Regions from separate parts of the Homo sapiens genome. Here region 2 is linked to region 1. The links are chromatin loops, found by intact Hi-C in ENCODE. Cell type or tissue: natural killer cell. All regions are shown on one strand.

What was found. Peaks named below come from ENCODE experiments on the same cell type or tissue, not always from the same donor. Only the 100,000 strongest peaks of a DNase experiment are listed, where the experiment ranks them.
Region 2: it touches region 1 in a loop (2.1-fold over the local background); 5 of 110 quality-filtered maps call a loop at or near these places.

Annotation. Positions count from the first base shown.
Region 1 is chr15:38,470,384-38,478,383 of GRCh38, reverse strand. It overlaps FAM98B (family with sequence similarity 98 member B), which reads right to left. Exons shown (of 8, transcript NM_173611.4): 4 at 7,979-8,000; 5 at 4,799-4,879; 6 at 4,086-4,202. Among named protein-coding and RNA genes, the nearest start is that of FAM98B, 20 kb to the right of the region's middle. In natural killer cell, CTCF peaks have their summits at 3,884 and 4,086 (motif pointing left); a DNase peak (open chromatin) is centred at 4,033.
Region 2 is chr15:38,527,049-38,535,048 of GRCh38, reverse strand. The region is part of intron 2 of RASGRP1 (RAS guanyl releasing protein 1); the gene reads left to right. Among named protein-coding and RNA genes, the nearest start is that of RASGRP1, 34 kb to the left of the region's middle. RefSeq lists an enhancer at 4,637-4,696. In natural killer cell, no CTCF peak of the experiment used is centred here; DNase peaks (open chromatin) are centred at 1,450 and 4,751.

The DNA of each region.
Region 1 (8,000 bases):
ATGAAAGGCCAAAACTGATCCATGCATAGTCTAAGGAAAATATATTTTTAAAAACCTTCCCAAATAAGAAAAAAACAAAAACACAAACTCCTTGTCCTAAAACATGAAGAAAAAAGACCAACATGAGAAGATAAAATATCAAGATATTTCCTAAAGGAATATTTGCTCAAAGCTCCCATTTAAGTCCAGTTCAGGGGTCAAACATGCCCATGAATCTATGTCACTGAATGTTGAAAGAATATATCAAAACTCACTTATTTTGGATTTCTCTGTAATCTTAATGCCAACATTGAAAATATCAAAGTACGTTAAGACAATTTTAATGCAAATACCCTTCACAATTTGCCTAATATTCCTACGTTCCTTTTTCTCATTAAAATTCTGTTAGGTTAAACTGGAGACCCAACATAGATAAAACCTCTATTTAAGTTTCCAGAGCTCAGTAATGCTGGTGCTTCCCACACATCTGAACTCTATTCCATTTCTTGAGGTAAGCAATCATGTCATCTGCTTCGTTGGTAACTTACAGCTCTTAACAGCACTCGAGCTTCTTGCACAAAGCAGTTACTCCAATGAAATACACAGACATCCCTGGAGTTTATCCTGGCACACATGCAGAAGTGAATCAGGCTTTAACCACCCAAGAAGCTGATTAGATATTACACACACAAATCTTCTATACCTAATCATACGGAGTACTGAGATATTCATCCTGAACCAGGTACATAGTACCTGACATATACAAAGTGCTGAATGTTTATTAAAGAAAATGCATGAATGATGGTCTTCAATCCCTGTTCTAATCACTCTTCACTTTTCTGTATCTGTCAGGTGTTTGGAAAGGGACTCTATGTAAAACACACGAGGGAGGATTTCTAGGTAAATGAATCATACTGAAGACACTAAATTATAAAAGGTACATATATCCTATGACAAGAAGAATGAAAGAGAGACAGATAAAAAGGGAACCAACATTTCAAAACACTCAAAGTCTATTTGTAAAATAGGCCATCCCTCCAACCCCTGGTGACATGCTGCTACTCCTTTCCTGGACAAAGAAAAACACAGTATATAGGAAAAAAAAATGAGGTTTATCTTCCTGAGAAAATGAGCAGCTACAAAGACTACACGTTGGCATTAAGAATTGCCACAGCACATCGGCCAGCTCCAAAACCTGACATTAACCATCCCTAATAACGACTGTAGTTCCCAATAGGCTTTATAGTGCTTTACTCTTTTCTTTTTGTTTTAAGAGACTGTGACTCGCTATGTTGATCACGCTGGTTTTGAACTCCTGGCCTCAAGTAATCCTCCCAGCTCAACCTCCCAAAGTGTTGAGATTATAGGTGTGAGCACAGCACCTGCCCCCCAACCCCAACTGCCTTTATCATTAGAGACAGAGTCTTGCTCTGTCGCCCAAGCTGTAGTGCAGTGGCATGATTATAGCTCACTGCAGCCTCAAACTCCTGGGCTCAAGCAATCCACCCGCCCCAGCCTCCTGAGTAGCTGGGACTATAGGCACACAATACCATGGCCAGCCAGTGCTTTACTCTTAAATATGGACAACCAAAAACTACCATGCAGCTGAGGAAGCCACCGACATGGGAGAGACCAAGAAAAACAAATAAACAAAAAATTATGCTAGAGGAAACAGATAATTGAAAGCAAAAAAAAAAAAAAGCAAAGTTTCTATCTTTAATCAAGATGATAGCATACCAAAATATATTTTTAAAAAATCAAGAATCAAAAAGAATTTATGGAAATTTAAAAAATAATTGCAGAAACAAAAATTCAACACCAAGTATAAAATAGTTAAAAACATTTCTGAGAAACTGAATTAAAAAAGGAGAGAGAAAATGAGGGGAAAAAATAAAACAACTTAAGCGAGTCTATCTAGAATGTTTAATATCTGACTAAAGCATTTCAGAAAGAGAATACAGAAAAAAGGGAAAAAGTAATAAAGGAAAATATAAAAGCTAAAACAGTCTACATATTGAAAGGTCCATCTAGTAGGGCACAATGAATGAAAAAAAATTCAGACCAACACATATTGTGCAATTTCAGAACTCCAAGGATAAAGAGCCCAAAAGCTTACAGAGAAACATAACAGGTCACACAAAAACACAGAGAATGGAGTCAGTTTTCTTAATGGCAGCACTAAATACTTGAAAACAATGAAGCAATGCCTTCAATATTCTTAGAGAAATACATTTTCAACCTAGAATTTTATATTCAAATGTGAAAGCAGACTAAACATTTTCAAAATGCAAAGAGATTGACAAAAATCACCTCCTATGCACTCCTTGTTTGGAAATTACTTGTGGATTTCCTACAGCAGAACAAGGGGTAAATAAAGAGTGAGCCATGGGATCTAGAAGGTAGTAGAGCAGCCAAGGATAGCCATGCAAACAGCAAAACTGCAGTAAGTGGATGCAAGTTTCTGAGAGAAAAAGTATACAGAAAATGGAGAACTCATTAGAAGACCTAATTTTTTAAAGTATAGTTTTTTAAAAAAAAGCATTTTATCATATTGCAGAAATACAATGCAAGAAAAAATAAAATTCATTTAGAAGCCCCTTTGTAAGTTGACTAGCCCTCCAAAGAGGTCCACATCCTATTTCCTAGAACCTGTGAATGCTACCTTACAGATGCAGGTATGATTAAGTTAAACATCTTGAGATGGAGAGGTTATTCTGTATTATCTGTGTGGGCCTAATATAATCACAAGGGTTCTCATAAGGGAGAGACAGGAGTGTCAGAGACAGAAGGCGATGTGACAATGGAAGCAGAGAGAGAGAGAAAGGCTGGAAGATTCTACCGGGCTACTGGCTCTGAAGAGAGGAGATGAAGCCAACAGCTAAACTATGCAGGTGGCATTTAGAAGCTAGGAAATGCAAGGAAACAGATTCTCCCCTAAAGGATCCAGGAAGAATGCAACCCTGCCAATACCTTCACTTTAGGACTGCTAATCTCCAAATTTTAAGAGAATAAATCTGTATTACTTAAGCTACTAAATTTGTGGTAAACTTTCACAGCAGCCATAGGAAACTAATATATCACATGGAAAGAGATGTCATGTGAAAGACAAGAAGGTAACAGAAGCACCACACTTATGAGAAGCTAATGCCTGATGATCTGAGGTGGAACAGTTTCATGCCAAAACCATCGCCCTGCCCCCCAACCCTCCATGGAAAAACTGTTTTCCATGAAACCAGTCCCTGGTGCCAAAAAGGTTGGGAACTGCTGGCATAAGTGACCCCAACTGATCCAGCATGGGGCAGAAGAACTGCCCAGTTAATTCAAAAAATGTAAAAATAATAATACCTGAAATTCCACTTTCAGTCAAGATACAGTAATCGGCACCAGATTAACTCTCCCACCTGAAACAACTAAAAAACTGGATAACCCATGTGATGTGAACCAATGATGGTCAGACACTGGACATCAAGGAACACAGGACAATGATCCCTAAATGAGGAGAAGCCCTATAATTATCTCAGCTTACTGCCTGGAGAGTTTCCAGGCAATGATGCAGGGTAGGGAGAGCGGGGGTGAGGAGTGATCCCAGACTAAGCATGGGTACAGATTAAAGGCATAAAATGGGAATGATGGGAGACAGCTCTTTAGAAAGCTATCTGAAGAGATTCAAATTTGGAAATGCCCTCACCTCCCAACCCCCTCTTCAACTGAAACACATTCTATATTCATCCAGCCTTAAGATACTTTTAAGGCCTGTTGGCATCAGTACTACCTGCAACTATTCTTATATCCTGCTTTCTTCTTACACTGCTCACTGTATCTATCTCATTATCTCATATGATGCCCCTTCTTTTATGCATATCCTGGCATAAATCACAATATCTATGAGTTTAAAATAAATGTCAAAAATGTGGGGAGAAATTAAGTTATATGCAACAGGGATTTATACAAGACCAGGATCATCTTGTAAGACCAGTAGTTGGCCTGGGCATGTAGTTGAGATGGTGATGAAGTACAAATGTGGCATGGTTACATAACAGACAAGCAAGCCAGAAGAGCTGTTATAGGCTACCACCTACAGGACACATATGGGAAAACAGCCTTACCTTTGCTCTATCAGACCATCCAAAGGACTGTACAGTCACATCTAATCGTTTCATTAACATTCGTCGGCGGCACTCATATTCACAGGAAAGAGCATCATTGATTCTTTCCAGTTGTTCCTAAAAAATTTGGAAACAAAAATAATAAACTTTAGATTCTTTCATTCTGCAAAGAAAAGAAATCTGAAAATTGTGCTAAGTACTTCCTACTGAGTCAAAAGATGTACTTACTGACCATTTTCTGTTCCCATGAGACTTTATGGTAAATTATTTAAATACTAAAGCATAATTGAAAGAACATTTATGATATCCAGAAGACATTAAACATACAAATTAAACTCCACCCGTTGGTAGAGTATACTTTATCTATAATCAAATTTGTTAATTTAAGTAAAACATTTACCTGCTAAGCAGTCTGGACCAACAAGGAAAGAAAATACCAATAACTCATCTTGCTGGCTTTGAGCCTCTGTTCTTTTCAAATCACAACTGTGCTAGCACATTGAGCACTATCAATATCCTCAGCCAGGTATTTTTAAAAATTAATAATTTAACTAAAGAAATGTTAGGACATATTACTCCAGAATATCAATCAATTTTAATTCTACAAAATAATATATGCATGCTACATATTGCAAAATAGATGTTCATTTATAAAATTAAGTCATATTCACTAATGTAATTACATAAAACTAATAACAAAAAGGGGGATTTACCGCCTGTTCTGAATTTAAATCCATTTTCAGCAGTGGTTTTCCCACATGATTTTTCTGGACCTTTGAGAGAATATCTTTCACCTAAAAGTAAATATAAAAGATTGTGAAAAATGTATATTCCTAATTTAAAACAATCTTATGCTTGTTTAAAGTATCGCTCTGAACACTACAGAATAAAATATTAAAGTGACATAATTAAAATATACCATCATATACCAGAATACCACTACAATACAGAGTATCTTTTTCAAAAAAGCACATTATATTCATTCAAGCTATAGAGCACATTCTTTCCCAGCGTAAGAACGAACATACACAGACAGCTAAAGAAGTACCTAGGTTCTACTATGAGAATCTGTGTCTTAGTGAAATAACTTTGGAGTTCCTACTTAAGATAGCACTTTCTTACTTTCTAGTAAATTTTCAAAAGGGATACTAAAACCTTTAACCAGCACATTGATTTTTCTCAAATAAATGCTATGTACACATTCCAGTTGTAAGTACTCTTGTTTCATTGTTCAGCAAGACAACATAAGGGAGCAAGCCATCTCTCTCAATTACAGTCATCACATACATATTTTCATTACTTTTGCAAAGCCCCTAATTTAAATTACTTGAAACATTTTTATTTTGATAAACAAGATATTAGGCATTTACTTTTCCTTTAGCAATATCAGGGTCATTCAATAATTTATCCTCCTAACTAAAGGATTAATTTACCTTCCTGACTGGAGAATCCATCATTAGCTAAATAAAATATTTACAAAACCAAATGAAATACAGTTTTTTTTACAAGGTAACCAAAGGAAACAACCAAGGGCAGTTCAGATTTTAAGGAGCATGAAGCTTATTTAATGTTGGGGGCACTCTTTAAGGAAAGAATTCAAAATTAGCTTGGAAGCTGGGGTTGTAATGTGGAGTAACTGTAAATGGGCACAGTTGAGGTTTCTTCTGAGGGTGATGGAAAAGCTCTAAATTCAAGAGTTTGGTGATGGTTGTTTAACTCTGTAAATATACTAAAATTCACTGAACTATATATATATACTTAAAATGGGCAAACTTTATGGCATGATTACATTTCATAAATGGTGTTTTAAAAAAATTAGCTTAGAAAGAACCTGTGCAAATAAGAGACCCCAAAACTTCAGCTTTAGTAGCTTCACAGCAAATCTACATCTACAATGATACAATTTCTCTACTGATACAATTTGTACATATTTTAAAGAAATTATTAATTTATTTTCTTAAAATGGACCATTTCTGTAGATTCTCCAACTGTTGTAAATATATCCAATTTTAGGTTTTTTCATACATTATAAAAAGTATGAGTTGTAACTCCTCACTCCAGAGGAATTCTCAATGTATACTTGTAGTTTGTTACGTGTAATCACATTCAGCTCCATTCCTAGGATTCCAACATTACGTAATAGTTTTAATAAATCTGAAAATCACTTGTTATAGAGTAAGTTAAGGGCACAGGCTCTGGAGGTTGACTACCTGGGTTTAAACCTCAGGTCTACCACCATTTAGAAATTTGCTTGTTTAACTTATTAGATCTTTCAGTACCTCAGTTTCCTCACATGGTTGTCTAGGTAATACAACACAGGGGTGATGTATTACCCATAACCACGGGTGATGCGAGAACTGAGTTATTACATGTAAACATTTATAACCACCTCACATGGGTGATGTGAGAATTAAGTGAGTTATTACATGTAAACATTTAGAACAGTGAATGCTATATATTTGCTATTATACCATCACTATGTATCTGTTATAATTATACCACTATAAATACACATTTGAACAACTTGAAGTTAGAAAATAATACTTTCCTTCCCCAATGGTAACAAAGTGTCTTCTGGACACATCACATGCAGAAGAAAGAAAACATGAAAATGTTTACTTTTGGTTAAAAACTGAATAGAGTAGGAAGACCTTTTAAGTAAATATTTAGCCAAGATGGCCATAGTAACAACTACCTTATAATTAGTATGCCAGTATTTGAACCGAGGCATTACAGACTACTTCAAGTAGGGCAAAGAGGTAATTGAGAATGTTAATACTAAATAAAAACCATAAAATGGAATAGCCTCTTTGAATTATAATGAGCTCAGAAATCTGTCTCAATCTGAAATAGTCCCAGAAAATTTAGCCAACCCCAGATCAGTCTTCATCCAGAGGAAAACAGAAAAAAATTCTGAAGAGTAACTTGTTAACTCTATAAGAATGTTTTTGAGCTGATTTTCACAGACTTACTCTCTGGTTTGCAAGTTCTACCAAAAAAAATTTTTTTAATATTCTGTTTTTATCTTAATGATACTATAATTCTCTTACATTAAGACAAACCTTATTTTTCAGTTCATAAATTATCAACGCAAAAGAGATCTTTACTGAACAAGGATTTAATTTAAGGCACTGTGTCTAAAAATGGAGTTATGTACTTATTCTTGAAGATTAGGCAAGAATTTTATTTTCCTTTAAAATGAATCCTGTATTCTTCCCCTAGAGGACTGCATATTTAACAAATGAAACCCAGGAACTAGGCCAGAATTTGGTCTGTGAGAGTAGCATCCTCTCTAATATATGGCTTGACAGGGAACAAGAGTTGCTTAGTAACTGAAAAAAAAAAAAATGCCAAAGTACATAAGGTACATAGTTTGTAGTTGTTTTTAACTACCCCCATCAGGGTACTAATTAATACATTCTTCCATTCATTATATAATGCACTTACTCTTACTAAACATTTATCCACCAAAAACTGCATGCTCACTGCCAAAGAAACCACTCTGCAATTCTATTAACATCCATTTTTTAAAAAGTTTAGTTTCCTTTCACTTTGTAGGATAACTCTACTTCTACTTCTTTCTTTCTTTCTTATACTACATTAAAACCCTGGTTAAGAAAGTGATCCTTAAATTTGCTAAGTGATTTCTATCATGGTAAACTCTGGCAAAGCTGAAGGCCAGTAACTCATTAAGATTTGATTCCTGAATATCAGCTACTGACAGATTAGGTCACATGCCTGTTAAGTCTGAATCCAAAACTGGGTTTATATGAAGATAAACTCTTGAAATAAAATGTATACCTCATAATTATAGGGAATAGTTTCATTTTTAATATAGCACTTACATGTTACCATTCAGTTGAATTTTGGGGAAAATAAAACAAAGATAATACCTTTGATTCCACTTGGTTTAGC
Region 2 (8,000 bases), 57 kb before region 1:
AAAAACGTAACATATCATTATCAGGTGTTCTCACCCAGAGAGAATAGTGTGGTTCTTCAGCCACTCGCTTGCTTCAGGGATGGTTTGTGTGGGCATGTGCTCATTTTGTACAGGTCTGTTCCTGTGTACCTAGATGCTGTGCAACTTGAAAGGCCTGCTCCTCCTTCCTGCTCTACTACTCTGGCCCCAGCAGGACAGTGAATATCAATAGAACAGAGGCAGGAAGCATGGGTTCTTTTCCTTCAAGTCTTTTCCACGTTGGCTTCTCTGCAACAGGAGTTGAGGGAGGCTTGGTTAGAACAAATCACCTTTGTCTGGGGGTGGGTTAACCAGATTTTTCCCTCTTCTGTGTCTGTGGCCTTGGTTGTGGCACCAGCTGTCATCACTGCCCCAGCAGTTGGGTGGGAGAGAAGAGATGAGCCTGGCCAGCCCCTCTCCTGCTTTAGTAAGACTCCGCTTAAAGGCCTGTTGTAAAAGTTTGAAATTGCAGGTCAGGGTTAATTTAAAGCTTGTGTATTGTCCATGTTATGGTGTCCCCCAGCCATTACAAGTAAATAATTAAAAGCCAATTGTAACCAAGATATTCAGAGCTCCATAAATTCCTGGACACCATAATATGACAAGAAATAGACACTAGTCTAACTATATGGCAGGCTGTCCTATGTGGGCCAGGGTATGACATACCAGGTTATCCCAGAAAGAAGAACAGGACAAGCTTTACAAGGAACTGAGCTTCCCTTCTCCCAAATTCTCACCTTATATTAACATTTTTGTTCTTGGTTTAGAGCACCAACCACTTCAAGAAACTGCTGTTGCAATGTGGATTTCTCTGAGAGGATTCACCCTTGAAGTCCTTGTCTCCTGCAGAGGAATTTGTTGATCTGGATTAACTGTCCAGTCATTGGGCAAGGCCCAGAGGGCATGAGATTAGGAGTGAGATGAGGAGTGGAATGGGTTCAGGAACACCTGGGGAGCAAGGAAACCAGACAGGAAGGAATACAAAAGGAAGCCCAGCAAGCACCAGCCCTCTTGAGGAGGCTTGCAGCTGCTGTGGGTGCATGCTGGAGGTGGCCCACACCTGTCCTGAGAGCTGACTGCAAGCATCTCTTCCTAGGTGCATGTTCAGTGACTTCATGTTGGTAGCTTGAAACTGGCCATAGTGGAAGTATTTACACCATGCAAATACGTGAACACTACAAACCAGGGTTCCTCTCACTTCTCTCCCAGGAGAGCTTTACATTAAACTCTTGCAAGCATCCTGCTGGTGGCAACCATAATGGATTCTCACTTTCCCTGAAAAGCAGGACTTAATCCTTAGCAGATCACTTGCTTTCTCCCGATTGTTCTCCTCCCCTGAGTCTTGAGGGGCTGGGGACTAACAGAGACCAAAGTGGCCTTGGTGATATGTATGAAGTGGCTCAGGTCATAGACGGTATACAAGTTCAAAGTTTGTATCACCACATTGTTTCTTCACATGCACTTCCTGCCTAAGTTGCTGCCGTCCGCTCTAAAAAACTAAACAAACAACGACCAGAAAACAAACTCTACTGATCTTATTTTCAGCTTGCCAATTTTTATACAGTCTCCAAACAGGATTTAATGAATGTAATAATCTTGCTGACAAATAGGTTTTACTTCTTTGGAATATTTATCACATAGTTATTTATTTAGAATTCTGTGTGTATACCTACCAGGTTCAACCTAGACCCAGCCTAACCATGTTTCTGGAGATACTGACCTCCATTATCAACCTCAGCCTTACCACAGGCTCTGCTCTAACCTTGCCCCTAGGTTTTCTGATCCTAGCTTTCCCATTACCACCCTCTGGCCTCTGGTTGTGGCACACCTGTTATTTCATGTTAGGCCCTCAATGCTGACAGCTTGCCTATCCTTCATATGCTGATCTGTCTCTGGTACACTCAAAATACCTTCACACATCAAGAGATTTCCTTGGAAACCAAAACAAAGGAGAAGAAGTGACTGTTCCGGAGTTGCTGCCTGGTGCTGGACGTTTGTTTTCATGTTTCATGTTCATCTTGCAGCAAGGCATTTCCATCTCATCCCCCAGACAAGCCTTCACTGTAGGAAAGCTGGCCCCCACCTCTTATCAGCAAGGAGCAGGGTCTGCATCACCACCCTTTGCCAGTTTTCTCTCACGAGACTCTGATCATCAGGGAGCAGGTCTTCTCTCTCAGAGGCAAGGAGCTTATTTCAGGCAATAACAGCAGTTTTCATATGGTTCTTCAGATCTCCTTTAGTACCTAGGACAGTGCTTTCCATAGGGTAGATTCATTATCAATGTTGGTTAGTGGTGTCAAAAATTATTTCTACTTGAAGTAGAATGAACAGTTGCTATATAGAATAGTTAGGAAGCCATATCCTGTCATTGGAGGGGTCCAAGTAGAGGCCAGACAACCACTTACCTGTGATGGTTTTAGGAGGGAATAATGCATTTGGATAGAAAGAAGAGGTAGAAGATGGCTAGCCTTTTCCACCCTGATTGTGATCTCATAAACTATGGGATGCCAGCACTGAGTCTAACGGTGGAAAATAGGCTGTTGGCCCAGAGACAGATGACTCTCCAGAATCCGCTTAGTTTTTCTGTTTTCTTGAGCAAGTGGTCTGCAGGTTGAGTGAGTCTTTAATTAATATGCTTCTCTAGCAGCTTACATTACTCCCCTAGTCAAATGGCAGAGTATGTAAGATCAACATTGTGTACCCCACTGAGGCTTCAACCCTTTAAAGAAGTCTTTTCCTGTAAGTGTAAGGAGAAGCAGATGGTAATGAAAAAATACGCACATTTTATTATGCGTTGCACATTTTACTTATTAGAATTTTTAGTATGACACCCTGCATTTTAAAAAGCCTAAAGATGAAAACAAAATGGAATTATTCTTTGAAATATTTAAATCAGCTTGCAGCAATTATCTCAAAATATGAAAATAAAATCTAGCAGCCTGGAAGGTAGATCTTCCTTGACCACCCACTTTGAAAATCTCGTCTTTCAAAGGGAGGCTCTTCCTCTCAAAAAGGAAGAAGAGCATGCTGTACAGAATGAGGGCAGGAAGGGACGTATCCCCGATGAGGTTGTTCAAAAAGGAAGAAGAGCATGCTGTACGGAATGAGGGCAGGAAGGGACATATCCCTGATGAGGTTGTATAGAGCTGGAGCTTATGTGTGGGAGAGCTGGTGGTGGGAATGAGGGCAAGTGACTACACTGAACCATTCTCTCGTTGAAAAGTAGAACCAGGACTGGAGAGGAGTTACCTCGGAGTTCTGGACTGGGTGTAGAGAGAGAGTGTTTCTGTCTGCTCTTTCCCTAACCACATCTCTGCCTCCCTTGGCTGAGTGAGTCATCCTCTGCCAGCCTTACCATTTGCCAGCACTCACTCCCACAGAGACCATGTGAGGATTAACAAGCCGTACTTTGGGAACGTCACTGAAACTGTGGAAAAGCAGTGCAAGGTAAAGGTGAAGTGTGAATATGATTGTGAATCTTAAGCACAGAACCCTGAGTTCTTAAAGGCAATTTTTAAGATTAGTATCCATCAACCAAAGTTCACAAGAGTTTTTCAGAAATCACCAGAGTACAAAAGCTATTTCACGAAATGTGCAGTGGCTGTGACCTTAGTGAGATTTCTTAGACTTGTAGCCATAAGGACTGGAAGAGTTCGTAAAGCTCAGCTCCCACTTTATTCTTGAATTCCTTATCCTGACGAATGGTGATTCAGCATGCAGCCAGGTATAGTGGAAAGAGAAGGGGCTCTGGAATCAGACAGACCTTGGGCCAGGTCCCAGCTCCTCCACCCATTGTCCCTTTGACCTAGAACAAATTACCTAATCTCTCTATGCTTTGATTTCCTCAGCTGTGAGTTGTGAACAATGCTTGTTGTTGAGAGTTAGAACATGGTTAAAGTGTTTAGCACAGCTCCTGGTATTTAGTAGGGCTTCAATAAATGATAGCTGCTATGCTAATTACAATAATGCTTATTAAGTGTTGCTCTTCAGGCTCTTTTTTAATATCTCTGTGATGGCAATGCTTCCATCATTAGACAGTGCTGATGGCTAGAATTTTCTGCCACATGTTGTGCCCAATCCTATTTCCTATAATTTCTATCCATCTACTCTGGTGCTGCCTTTTGTGGCCCCATAGAACAAGTCTAAACCAACTCCCACAAAGAACACTTCAGATATTTGAAGACAATTTTAATCTCTTCCCCAAGTTTTCTTCATGGTAAACCCTTTAGTTCCTGGAATCCTTCCATAGGTGACTTAGTTTTGATCTCACCCAGGACACGTCTAAGTCCCTTTTCCTCACATATGAGTATCTATGGGAAGATGCTAACCAGCCATAAAGGAAAGTTGAGATGGCAAGTTTTAGATGCCATCCATACTGAATAAGCTGGCTTTTGTCCATGGTTCTTGTGAACATTCTAATGCATACCCTACAAGTATATGTCACAGTTCCTTCTTTTCACTGTAGTTTCACCAGAGTGTTCAGGAATATGAACACTGCTACCTGTGAGGAAGGGTACACTGTAAAGACTGTATTGTCAAATGCTGCATTGAAAAGCCACCCCTTGTAATTGTGGTAGGTTTGATTGCATTATTGCCCCCTGACTTTTTACCTTCTCTATGTCAGTGCTATGTTCCATGTGACTTTGCAGTTCCTGCCCTTTGACTTTATATTCAGTAGTGTGACTTGCTTTGGCCAACAGAATGAGTCAGAAGAAACAGCACGCCAGCTCCAAACCTAGGCTTCAGAGGCCCTGGGTATTTCCAGTTACTCTTCAGTGTTCTGCCATCATCATGAGATAACCTACCCCCACTAGCCTACTGGCCCAAGGAAGCAGGGAGGCATGTAGGCTAGGGCCCCCAGCAGCACCCAGCCTGCACTAGCTGATTGTAACCAACTCACAGAAACTTGAGCAAAAGTAAGTGATTACTGTTTTAAGGCACTGAGTTTTGGGGTGGTTGGTTATGCAGAATTTTTGTGGCAAGAAATAATTATTATGGAAATTATGTGGGGCCAGAAAACATAAAGTAATACTAACCCTACCTGGACAGAGTACAAGTTTAGAAGAATTAATGAAAGATTTACAAAACTATAACCAAGCTAGATGAACACTTTTTAAAAATGATTTACCAAATTGTAACTTTGAATTTCTTTTGCAAACTGTGACCAGGAAGAAGATAAATGTGTATATTACATTTCACGAATGAAATAGGTAATGACGAAAGCAAACTCAATTTCTAAATATCTGTGAAAAGTTAACGTGTTTCCTATTCGATATAGTTCACTCATTTACTCAAGAAATGTTGAATGAATCATGTGTCAGTACCATTCTAGGCCCTGGAAATATAGTTGTGGAAAAAGTGGACAAGGCCCAGGTCTCATGAAACTTGTATTCTACTGGAGATTTAGAAAATAAAAAATTAAATAAATAAAGCAGATAACTTCAGATAATGGTAAGTACCATGAGAAAACTCAGGCAGGGTAAGGAATACCTTAGGTAGTTTAGAAAAGACTTCTCTGAGGATGTGACATTGAAACTAAGACCAAAATGACATCAGTAATTCAAGGGAAGAAAGACTACATTGAAGAAAATAGCAAATGCAAAGGCCCTGAGGTAGGAATAAGCTGGGAGTGTTTGAGGTACAATTAGAGGTGTGGAGAGGAGCAATGTGGTATGAAATGAAGTGGATGATATTTAAAGAGGCCAGGACATGTAGTGCTTTTTTGGCCACAGTAAGGAGTCCGTTTTATTCCAAGTGGAATGGAATCCACTGAAGTGTACTAAGTGCATGACTTGATTTATAGGTTTTAGGAGTTTGTCCTGACTTCTGTATAGGGAATAGATTGTAGGTGGACAAGAGTGGAAGCAAGGAGGTCGATTAAGTCATTGCATCATGGTGGCTACAACTAGGGTGAGGCCAAGGATGGAGAGAAATGAACAGGTTTGAGATATATATTGGAGGTAGAATCAAGACTTCCTGATGGATTGGATGTGAAGGAACATGAGAAATAAAGGATAATGGCTAGGTTTTTAGTTGGGGTAACTGAGAGGATGGTTGGTGGTGCCATTTCTGGAGATGAGGCAGATGCGAGGAACAATGAACTCAGGGGAGGGAGAGATCAGGAGTTTTGTTTGAATGAGTTAAGTCTGAACTTAGACGTTGAATTGGATTTGCCAGGTAGGCTGCTGGACATACTAATTGGGTAGCGAAGGCTGAAGATACCAGTTGGGCAGTCATCAGCATATAGATGGTATTTTAGCCAAGAGACTAAATGAGTTCATCTAGAAAATAGTAGTGAAAGTGTTTTATTTTTAATTTAAAATTTAAGAAGTTTTAAATTTTAAAAACTGTCAAAAAATAAATAAAAGAAAAAGCGGGAGGACTCAACCACAGAGCATGCTGACATTTAAAAGCTTAGCAGAAAAAGAGGAGACAGAAGAAGAGCCTGAGAGAGAGGCTGAGAGAGTGTGATGCTATGGAAGCCAAGAGAAGAAAGTGTTCCAGGAAAGAGAGTCATCAACTTGGGTTGTGTTGGGTTGAATGCTACTGAGTCATAAAGTAAGATAAGGATCAAGGAGTAACTGCTGGATTTGGCAGTGTGGAGCTGATTGGTAACTTTGAAAAATAAAAGATTTAGTGGAATAATGGACACAGAAGTCAAATGGAATGATTGAAAAGTAAATGGGAGAAAAGAAACTGATAACAGTGAGGTTTTGCTAAAAATGGGAATAGAGAAATAAGTAGCTAGAGAGGATGAGAGTTTAAGGTTTTGTTTTATTTGGTTTTGAATTGGAGATGCAGAGGCATATTTCAATGACAATGGAAATAAACCCACAGAGAGAAAAGTTGATATTGTGGGAGAGAAAATGGACAAATGCAGGATCAACGTCCTTGAGAAAGGGGGAGACCCAGAGCACAGTGAAGTGTTGGCCTTCCATGCTAACAGGAGAGGGCAGGGGATAAGGGCAACAGAGTACCAGTGAAATGGTGGATTTGGGGATGGGAAGATGAAAGACACTGTCAGTTTACATATACATATATATATACATTTTAATATATACACTTTAATTATTGAGATGGGCTCATGCTCTGTCACCCAGACAGAGTGCAGTGATGTTATCATAGCTCACTGCAGCCTCAAACTCCTGACCTCAAGCGATCCTCCCACCTTGACCTCCCAAAGCACTGGGATTACAAGCATGAGCCACTGTGCCCAGCCACTTATATTTTCTCAATGAGATATGACTTTAGATCGTCGTTTGAGGAGCCAAGACTTCTGAATCCTGAGCCCAAAAGCACTGTGTCCTTCATTTACCATTTGGTACATTTGAAGCAGAGTGAACATGATAACCCCTTTAATATAAAGAGCAATACAGATGACAAAACAATTCATGTATATTCTTTCATTTGATACTCTTGCCTTGAATAATTGAAGTTCCCAGTCTGGAACAGAATTCAGTTCGTATAAATGAAGACATTGTAATGAAGGGACTATTTACAGAGATGAGAGTGGAATTAAGAGATGTATCCAGAAACTATCAACACTCAGGAGTCATTACCACCCTTGGGGCCAGGGGGCCAAAGGAGATTAATAGTATTAGATCCAACGAGAGCTGGTGCCATGAAGGGAGGACCAACCAGCATGATCATTCATTGAAAAGATATGTAGTCACTGTCAGGGGAGTGGTGTCAATGCAGAGAGGGAATGAAAAACAAATATCCTGACTTCCCTCCACTCCCAGTCTCTTGCTGGTGCTTCCCAATGGCTAAACCCAACTGGAAGCCAGCTGGCAAGTGAGTGGGCTGATATTTTTCATGGTGAAAGAATAGATCTGGCAGAGAATAACCAGCAGAGCTCCTAACACTTCATGCCATAAATGTTGAAAAGATTTTGAAAACCACTCCAAGGGGAATCTTTTTACCCAATGCCAGTGTATAAATGCATCTTATTATTTTGTGCCAGCTGGGATTTAGAAAACCTA